Regions from separate parts of the Homo sapiens genome. Here region 1 is linked to region 2. A link is an interaction called in ENCODE POLR2A ChIA-PET data of the cell type or tissue named here. Cell type or tissue: OCI-LY7. All regions are shown on one strand. Each heading gives the region's core, and the rest is flanking DNA. Links, peaks and the distances in the headings are about the cores only. Region 1 overlaps SRP9 (signal recognition particle 9). Region 2 has its middle 6.9 kb from the start of PYCR2.

Region 1 (4,395 bases), core at 177-4,176, 150 kb before region 2:
CTTTTCGTCTCTTGAGGTTTTGGTTATTTTATTGTCATGTCTAAGAATTATTTGAAGCATCTTCGTGTTAATTAAAAGTTCTGCTTCTTTTTAGAACTCAGCATATTGAAGGGATTTTATACTGAAAACCTCAGACCTGGTTATGTATGATGCTTCTTTTGTTTTGTGTTTGTTGTAACTCAGTTATCTCTTTTATGCTGCATTCATTTCCCACTCTCGTGTTACTGACCCCAAGTTAAATTAGGTTCTGTGGGAGACACAAAGGTGAATGAGATTCCGTTCAACCCTTAAGGAGCTGGTATTATTGGAGGGTATTATAGATCCAGTGTATTGTGACTGTATCCCTCGGAGAAGAAAGAAAATTAAAAGCAGATAAAATCTCGGAAAACCGGGGCTCAGGATCTTTTTTTTTTTTTTTCAATAGTTTTATTTTTTTTGAGACGAAATCTCGCACTGTCGCCCGGACTGGAGTGCAATGGCTCAATCTCAGCTCGCTGCAACCTCCACTTCCTGGGTTCAAACGGTTCTCCTGCCTCAGCTTCCCGAGTAGCTAGGTTTACAGGCGCCTGCCACCACACCTGGCTAATTTTTTGTATTTTTAATAGAGGCGGGGTTTCACCATCTTGGCCAGGCTGGTCTGGAACTCCTGACCTCGTGATCCACCCGCGTTGGCCTCCCAAAGTGTTGGGATTACAGGTGTGAGCCACTGCGCCCAGCCCAGGGCTCAGGATTTACTGTGTGAAACTATTGATGATCATTAAGTAATATGAATTATGTTTTAAGTGTATGCAGTGAGCTGGTAACCTGTAACTCCAATGCCACATACAGTTTATAGTGCATATAAGTTTAAAGTGTGCAGCAAGAAATGTTGATAATTATGATTAAAAATAGTATTAGACCCACAGAAAGACCTAGCTAAGTAACAAGCTGTAAAACATACTTCTATTTTTTACAATAAAATGATACAATAATAAATGATGGAAATTGTATTTTTTAAATTGAGTAATTTGTTTATAACACTGGTGACTTCTGGTTGCTTCATTTGGTTAGCTTCCCTTGTTGGCAGGGTCATTTGTTTCTTCATTCAGACAATGCTACTCTGAGACCACACAGGACTTTTATCCAGAAGTACCCACAGTATAAACTAAAAATACTTGAGACAACAGTAAAGAATATATAAATTCACATCAAGAGTAACTGTACTGTAAGAATGTGATGGCAGTGGTAGGGAAAATGAAAATAATTAGAGCATCACTGTGAGCAAAGCATGTCTAGAATAGACAAGAAAGAGAATATTTCACCTCTTACCCAGTCAGAAAATTGCAGTTGGCACAGGCTGGAGTGCAGTGGCACAAATCACAGTTCGCTGCACCATTGAACTGGGCTCGAGTGATCCTCCCACCTCAGCCTCCTGAGTAGCTGAGACTACAGACATGCCACCATGCCTGCCTAATTTTTTTTTTTTTTTTTTTTTTTTTTAAAGACGGGGCTCTTGCTTTGTTGCCCAGGTTGGTCTTAAATCCTTGCCTCAGGTGATTCTCCTGCCTCAGCTTCCCAAGTAGCTGGGATTACAGACACAAGCCATGGCGCCTGGCTTGACTGATATGTTGAGAGGGGAGAGGATGAGTGTAGAGGAAGAGCTTAACAGTTTTTTTTGTTTGTTTGTTTTCCAAGATGGAGTTTTGTTCTTGTTGCCCAGGCTGGAGGGCAGTGGCGCCATCTTGGCTCACTGCAACCTCCGCCTCTACGTGACAGGCATTTTACATATGTTTATATGTTACAGGCATTTAATATATATTTATGTGTGTTTACATAGATTTATACATAATATATGAACAATTACAGCAACCCATCAAAGTATATAAATGAATGATTTTATATCTGTTAAGTGATATACCTAGTTTCTTGAGAGATTAAGATGAAATTTGGACCCAGATCTTTGAACCCCAAGTCCATTCTCTTTCTGCTAGGGCTAAAGAACAAATTTTGTCAGGTCTCTGGAATCTGTTTTCCAAAATTCTCTGTCTTCTCTCCGCAACACATTTAACCTGTTGATTATACCCAGTATCTTTTTACCACTCTGTCTTGTATTGCTGTAATTGAAGATGGCATTACCACTGGATTATGTAATAACCTCTTTGTTGGTCTGTCAGCCTTTTTAGTTCCTTAACACTCTTGCCACAACTGTCTAAAAAACAAAAGTTGAATTCTTCATCTCCTGCTTAAAAACTGGCTCTTTGATAACTGGATATAGTCCCAACTCCCAGTCACAGTCTGACCCATCTCCAGTCTTTCTGGCTTTGTCTCACCATTTTCATGATCTTCAGCTCTAGTCTCATGAAGCTACCGGATTGTATCCTTGTTCAGAATGATTTTTAGCCTTTCTTCTGCCTTCTTCTATAAGGTTAAAACAAAAAAAGCATTTCAAAGCCACCTCCTTTTTTAGACTTTCCTTTTTCCCAGTCTAAGTTACTTGTTTTCTCTCTTTAGCATTTTATCTGTATATCCCTTTATAGGACTTAATTCATTCTGTCCTTGTGTTTTGGTTATTTTTGGTAAAGAACCTTGATTTTTCTTTCTTTATGGCATCTGACATGGTGACTTGGCACCCTCTAAATTACCAAATGGACCCTTTTATAAACACGATTGGCCTTTTTTCTTTTCTTTTTCTTTTTTTTTTTTTTTTTTTTTGAGACAGAGTTTTGCTTTTGTTGTCCAGGCTGGAGTGCAGTGGTGCAATCTCAGCTCACTGCAACCTCCGCCTCCCGAGTTCAAGCGATTCTCCTGCCTCAGCCTCCCGAGTAGCTGGGATTACAGACACCCACCACCATGCCCAGCTAATTTTTGTATTTTTAGTAGAGACGGGGTTTCACCATGTTGGCCAGACTGGTCTCGAACTCCTGACCTCGTGAGTGAACTCCTGCCCTCCCAAAGTGCTGGGATTATAGGCATGAGCCACTGCACCCAGCCATGATTGGCCTTTTAACTCTCATTTCTCCTAAATGAAACCAGTGAGTGTTCCTTTAACTGAGAGTTAAAACTTCACATAGTTGTCATGCTTAGTATATTTTTAAGTGTTTCGTTTCTAGAGAACTGAATTTTTAAAATGTGTAAAACTGAATTTACTAGATAAATAAATAGAATCAGGTATTCTAAAGATAATTAACCTAGTTACTACTATTTATACCTGCTTAAATGCTTGATGAGTTCCCTTTCCTCCTTCACTCAGACAAATCGCATATAGTGATGTAACTTTTTTTTTTCAGTCTCAGGAATGCAAAGACCGTAATGGGGAAAGCTGTAGGTTGCAGTTCCATTAGCCCTTTTTATTTAGTTTCCAGAATTGTCTTGAGGCCTCTGGTGCTAGATTGTAACCATTTTAAAATTATGTTTCTGTTCTGGCTTGTAGATAAGTAGCAGTTTTTATTTTATTTTATTTTATTTATTTATTTTTTTTGAAATGGAGTCTCGCTCTGTCCCCAGGCTGGAGTGCAATGGTGCGATCTCGGCTCACTGCAAGCTCCACCTCCCTGGTTCACACCATTCTCTTGCCTCAGCCTCCCGATTAGCTGGGACTGCAGGCACTCATCACCACGCCCGGCTAATTTTTTGTATTTTTTAGTAGAGACGGGGTTTCACCGTGTTAGCCAGGATGGTCTCAATCTCCTGACTTTATGATCCACCCGCCTTGGCCTCCCAAAGTGCTGAGATTACAGGCGTGAGCCACCGCGCCTGGCCGATACTTAGCAGTTTTTAAAACAGCTAGCTAAACAAGAGTTACTGATACTGGTTAGGGAAAAACTGCGATACACTGTGCTTGAATCCATCACTGAAAAAAAATAATGTTCGTGGAAGTGTTCTTGGGAGATGTCTTATAGGAATATGCTAATATCTAAATGCCTTGGCAATCTGTAGAATATTGAACATAAAGTATTGTGTAACATGGAACTTCAGTATAGGAGTTATTCTGGTTTTTGGAAAAGTTGTTGGTGGAGACTTCAAGGCAGAATTCTGCTTTTATGTAATAATGCGTTATGTTCTACCTTCGTGATAAAGACCTGATTTTGCTGAATATTTTAGTCTGAATCTGCTTGCTAAGATTTGTGGAAAAATGGAAAGTGTGAGTTGCACTGACCTGCAGCACTGTTTGCTAATGAATGGATTTGGACTTTTTAACTAGCCATTTCTGCTAAATGTTTTCCTCCCTTTCCTGTCATTCCTCTGTGGCTAGGTGTGTTGGTGTATATTCTTATTGGCAAGAAATGCCACCTTATAAGTCTCACAGACATTCCCTGAATGTGGATGTGTTTTGAGAATGTTCAGTACATCTCTTCAAACTGGCTGCAAATAAAATATCCAACTTTTTAAGTCTTAAATAAATGGTAGCAAAGGAAT
Region 2 (4,368 bases), core at 369-4,368:
TGGTGGCGGATGCACAAGAATCGCTTGAACCCAGGAAGCGGTGGTTACAGTGAGCTGAGATCGTGCCACTGCACTTCAGCCTGGGCGACAGAGTGACACTCTGCCTCGAAAAAACAAAAAAGAAAGAGAACAAATGGAAAAACATTGTTTTCAATTCCACCACACAAAGATTTAGAACAAATGTGACCCTTTTGGAGAATAACTCTCTTCACTTCTTTTTCCCATGCAATAAGCACATTAAAACTTGATTTTGGCCGGGCGCAGTGGCTCATGCCTGTAATTCCAACACTTTGGAAGGCTGAGACAGGAGGATCACTTGAGCTCAGGAGTTTGAGACCATCCTGGGCAACATGGCAAAACCCTGTCTCTACCAAAAAATAAAAAAATAAAAATAAATAAATAATAAAAATAAAAAATTAGCCGAGTGTGGTGGTTCGTGCCTGTAGGCCCAACTACTCAGGAAGCTGAGGTGGCAGGATCACTTGAGCCTGGGAGGTGGAGGTTACAGTGAGCTAAGATCCTGCTACTGCACTCCAGCCTGAGCAAAAGGGTGAGACCCTGTCTCAAAAAAAAAAAGAAAAAGAAAAGAAAGAAAAAAAAGCAAACTATCGCAAGAACAAAAAACCAAACACCGCATGTTCTCACTCATAGGTGGCAATTGAACAATGAGAACACTTGGACACAGGAAGGGGAACATCACACACCAGGGCTTGTTGTGGGGTAGGGGGAGGGGGGAGGGATAGCATTAGGAGATATACCTAATGTAAATGATGACTTAATGGGTGCAGCACACCAACATGGCACATGTATACATATGTAACAAACCTGTACGTTGTGCACAAGTACCCTAGAACTTAAAGTATAATTAAAAAAAAAAGAAAGATAAGAAAAACTTTTTTTTTTTTTTGAGACGGAGTCTAGCTTTGTCACCCAGGCTGGAGTACAGTGGTGCAATCTCAGCACACTGCAACCTCTGCCTCCCAGGTTCAAGTAATTCTCCTGCCCCAGCCTCCTGAGGAGCTGGGACTACAGGTGTGCACCACCACACCCAGCTAATTTTTGTATTTTTAGTAGAGACGGGGTTTCACCGTGTTGGCCAAGCTGGTCTCGAACCCCTGACCTCAGGTGATCCACCCACCTTGGCCTCCCAAAGTGCTGGGATTACAAGCGTGAGCCACCATACCTGGCCAAAACCTTGATTTTTTTTTTTTTTTTTTTTTTGAGACAGAGTCTCGCTCTGTCGCCCCAGGCTGGAGTGCAGTGGCGGGATCTCAGCTCACTGCAAGCTCCGCCTCCCGGGTTCACACCATCCTCCTGCCTCAGCCTCCCGAGTAGCTGGGACTACAGGTGCCCACCACCACGCCTGGCTAATTTTTTTTGTTGTTTTGTTTTTTTTTTTTTTTAGTAGAGACAGAGTTTCACCATGTTAGCCAGGATGGTCTCCATCTCCTGACCTCGTGATCCACCCACCTCGGCCTCCCAAAGTGCTGGGATTACAGGCGTGAGCCATCGTGCCCAGCCAAAACCTTGGTTTTTAAAATAAGTATTTACTCATGCTGCATGGAAACAGGTGATATGCAAAAACCAAAATAATTTTGTTTTAGGATGGTGGGATTATGGGTGGTTTGCAATACATTAAAAATTATCTTTAATGTTATTTATTTATTTATTTATTTATTTATTTTTTGAGACAAGTTCTTGCTGTGTCACCCAGGCTAAAGTGTAGTGGCATCATCACAGCTCACTGCAGCCTCAACTTCCCAGGCTCAAACACTCCTCCCACTTCTGCCTGCCAAGTAGCTGGAACTACAACCACTACTCCTGGCTAATTTTTTGTATTTTTTAAAGTATAGATGATGGGGATGGTCTCACTATGTTGTACAGTTTGGTTTTGAACTCGCAGGCTCAAGCAATCTGCCTGCCTTGGCCTCCCAAAGCGCTGGCATTACAGGCTTGAGCCACTGCACCTGGCCCTTTATTTCATCTTTTAAGTGAAAAAAAATTGTAATTACATCCTACTTCTAATGGGATTTGGCTTACTGTCTGTATTAATTTTCTATTGCTGCTGTATTAATTCATCACAAATTTAGCTGCTTAAAATGAAACAACTTTATCTCACATTTTGTAGATTTAAAGTCTGAGTTTGAGGCCATGCTGGGCAATGTAGGGAGACCCCTGTCTTTACAAAAATTGTAAAAATTAGCCAGTATGGTGGTATGAGCCTGTAGTCCCAGCTACTTGGGGAGAGGGAGGTGGGAGGATCACTTGAGCCTGGGAGATAGAGGCTGCAGTGAGCTATGATCGTGCTTTACTCCAGTCTGGGTGGCAGTGAGACCCTGTCTTTAAAACAAAACAAAACAAAACAAAACAAAACAAGACAAAAAAACAGTCTGAGTAGCCTCAGCTGGTTTCTCTGCTCCAGGTCTCATAAAGACAAATCCCCATGTCAGCTGATAATCTGGGCTCTTATCTGGAGGCTCTGGGGGAGGATCCACCTTCAGACTCATTCAAGTGTTGGCAGAATTCGACTTCCATGTGGGTGTAGATCTGAGGTCCCCTTTCCTTGCTGGCTATCAGCTGGGAGTCAGCCCACCTTTTAGAGGCCACTCACATTCTCTAGCTCATGGCTTCCCTCATCTTCAGACCAGCAATGGCAGGGCAAGTCCTTCTCATGCTTCAGATCTCTTTGACCTCTCCCTTCTACCTCATCTCTCCTGCCTCCAGCCAGAGAAAGTTCTCTGCTTTGAAGGGCTCATGTGATTAGATTGGGCACACTCAGATAATCCACGATAATCTCCCTATTTTAAGGTTTGTAACCTTAATTACATCTGCAGAGTCCTTTTTGCTATGTAACATAACAGTCACAGGTTGCAAGGATTAGGGCCCAGGTGTCTTTGGGGAGAGCGTTCTGTCTACCACACTGTCTCCCTATCCTAATGAGCACGCCTTACATTTTGAAATGAAGCCAATCTCCTACATTTTTTTTTTTTTTTTAGCTCACACTCAGCCTGGTGTGAGCAGGCCCATCTTTGTCACTGATTGCATGTGACTGCCTGGGAATCCACAGATCTTTTAGAGCCACAGATACATCACTGTGTAACTGGTAGAGTTCTTCAGGTGGATATTGATATCCTTCTGGTACACAAAGCAACCATATGCCCTGGTATTTACAATACCCCAACTGGAAAATCTTGGCCCTCTTTAGACATTTTTTAGCTCTATTTTTCTTCTGTTATGATTTTAATTTTTTTTTTGAGACAGAGTCTGGCTCTGTCACCCAGGCTGGAGTGCAGTGGCACAATCTCGGCTCACTGCAACCTCCACCTCCCAGGTTCAAGTGATTCTCTACCTCAGCCTCCTGAGTAGCTAGGATCACAGGTGTGCACCACCATGCCCAGCTAATTTTTGTATTTTTAGTAGAGATGGGGTTTCACCATGTTGGCCAGGCTGGTCTAGAACTCCTTGGCCTAGAGCGATCTACCCGCCTCAGCCTCCCAAAGTGCTGGGATTACAGGCATGAGCCACCACACCCAGCCTATTTTTCTCTTATTATTTAGTTAGTATTAATTAGCTTTGCAGGTAAGAAATAGAGAGTCCTTTATCCCGAAGTACAGCCATGCCTCACTTAACAATGGGGATATTGGCCTGGTGCGGTGGTTCATGCCTGTAATCCCAGCATTTTGGGAGGCCAAAGTAGATGGATCATGAGGTCGGGAGTTGGAGACCAGCCTGGCCAAGATGGTGAAACCCTGCCTCTACTAAAAAATACAAAAATTAGCTGAGCGCGGTGGCGGGTACCTGTAATCCCAGCTACTTGGGAGGCTGAGGCAGGAGAATCGATTGAGTCTGGGAGGCGGAGTCTGCAGTGAGCTGAGATCACACCACTGCACTCTAGCCTGGGTGACAGAGCAAGACTCCAACTCAAAAAAAAAAAAAAAAAAAAACGATGGGGATGTGTTCTAAGAAATGCATTGTTAGGCGATTTCATTGCTGTGGAAACATCATGGAGCGCACTCACATAAACCTACACGGTGGAGTTTACTACACACCTAGACTATGTGGTGTAGCCTATTGCTCCTAGGCTACAAACCTGTGCAGCATATTACTGTACTGAATACTGTAGGCAATCGTAACACAATGGTAAGTATTTGTGTATCTAAACATACCTAAACATAGAGAAGATATAGTAGAAATATAGTGTAAAATATTTTAAAATGGCACAACATCTATAGGGCACTTGCCATGAATGGAGCTTGGAGGAGTGGAGGTTGCTTTGGGTGAGTCAGTGAGTGAGTAATGAGTGAATGTGAAGGCTTAGGACATTACTGTACACTACTGTAGACTTTATCAACACTGTATACTTAGCCT

Evidence for each region. ChIA-PET counts read pairs that join two places held together with the same protein. Peaks named below come from ENCODE experiments on the same cell type or tissue, not always from the same donor. Only the 100,000 strongest peaks of a DNase experiment are listed, where the experiment ranks them.
Region 1: POLR2A ChIA-PET joins it to region 2 with 5 read pairs; 22 of 35 experiments call an interaction of 5 or more read pairs at or near these places.

What each region holds. Positions count from the first base shown.
Region 1 is chr1:225,778,726-225,783,120 of GRCh38, forward strand. The region is part of intron 1 of SRP9 (signal recognition particle 9); the gene reads left to right. Among named protein-coding and RNA genes, the nearest start is that of SRP9, 3.1 kb to the left of the region's middle. RefSeq lists an enhancer at 2,824-3,323. In OCI-LY7, for the core only: no CTCF peak of the experiment used is centred there; no DNase peak of the experiment used is centred there; H3K4me3 peaks cover 2,563 bases; H3K27ac peaks cover 515 bases.
Region 2 is chr1:225,929,003-225,933,370 of GRCh38, forward strand. No RefSeq gene overlaps it. Among named protein-coding and RNA genes, the nearest start is that of PYCR2, 6.9 kb to the left of the region's middle. In OCI-LY7, for the core only: no CTCF peak of the experiment used is centred there; no DNase peak of the experiment used is centred there; H3K27ac peaks cover 483 bases.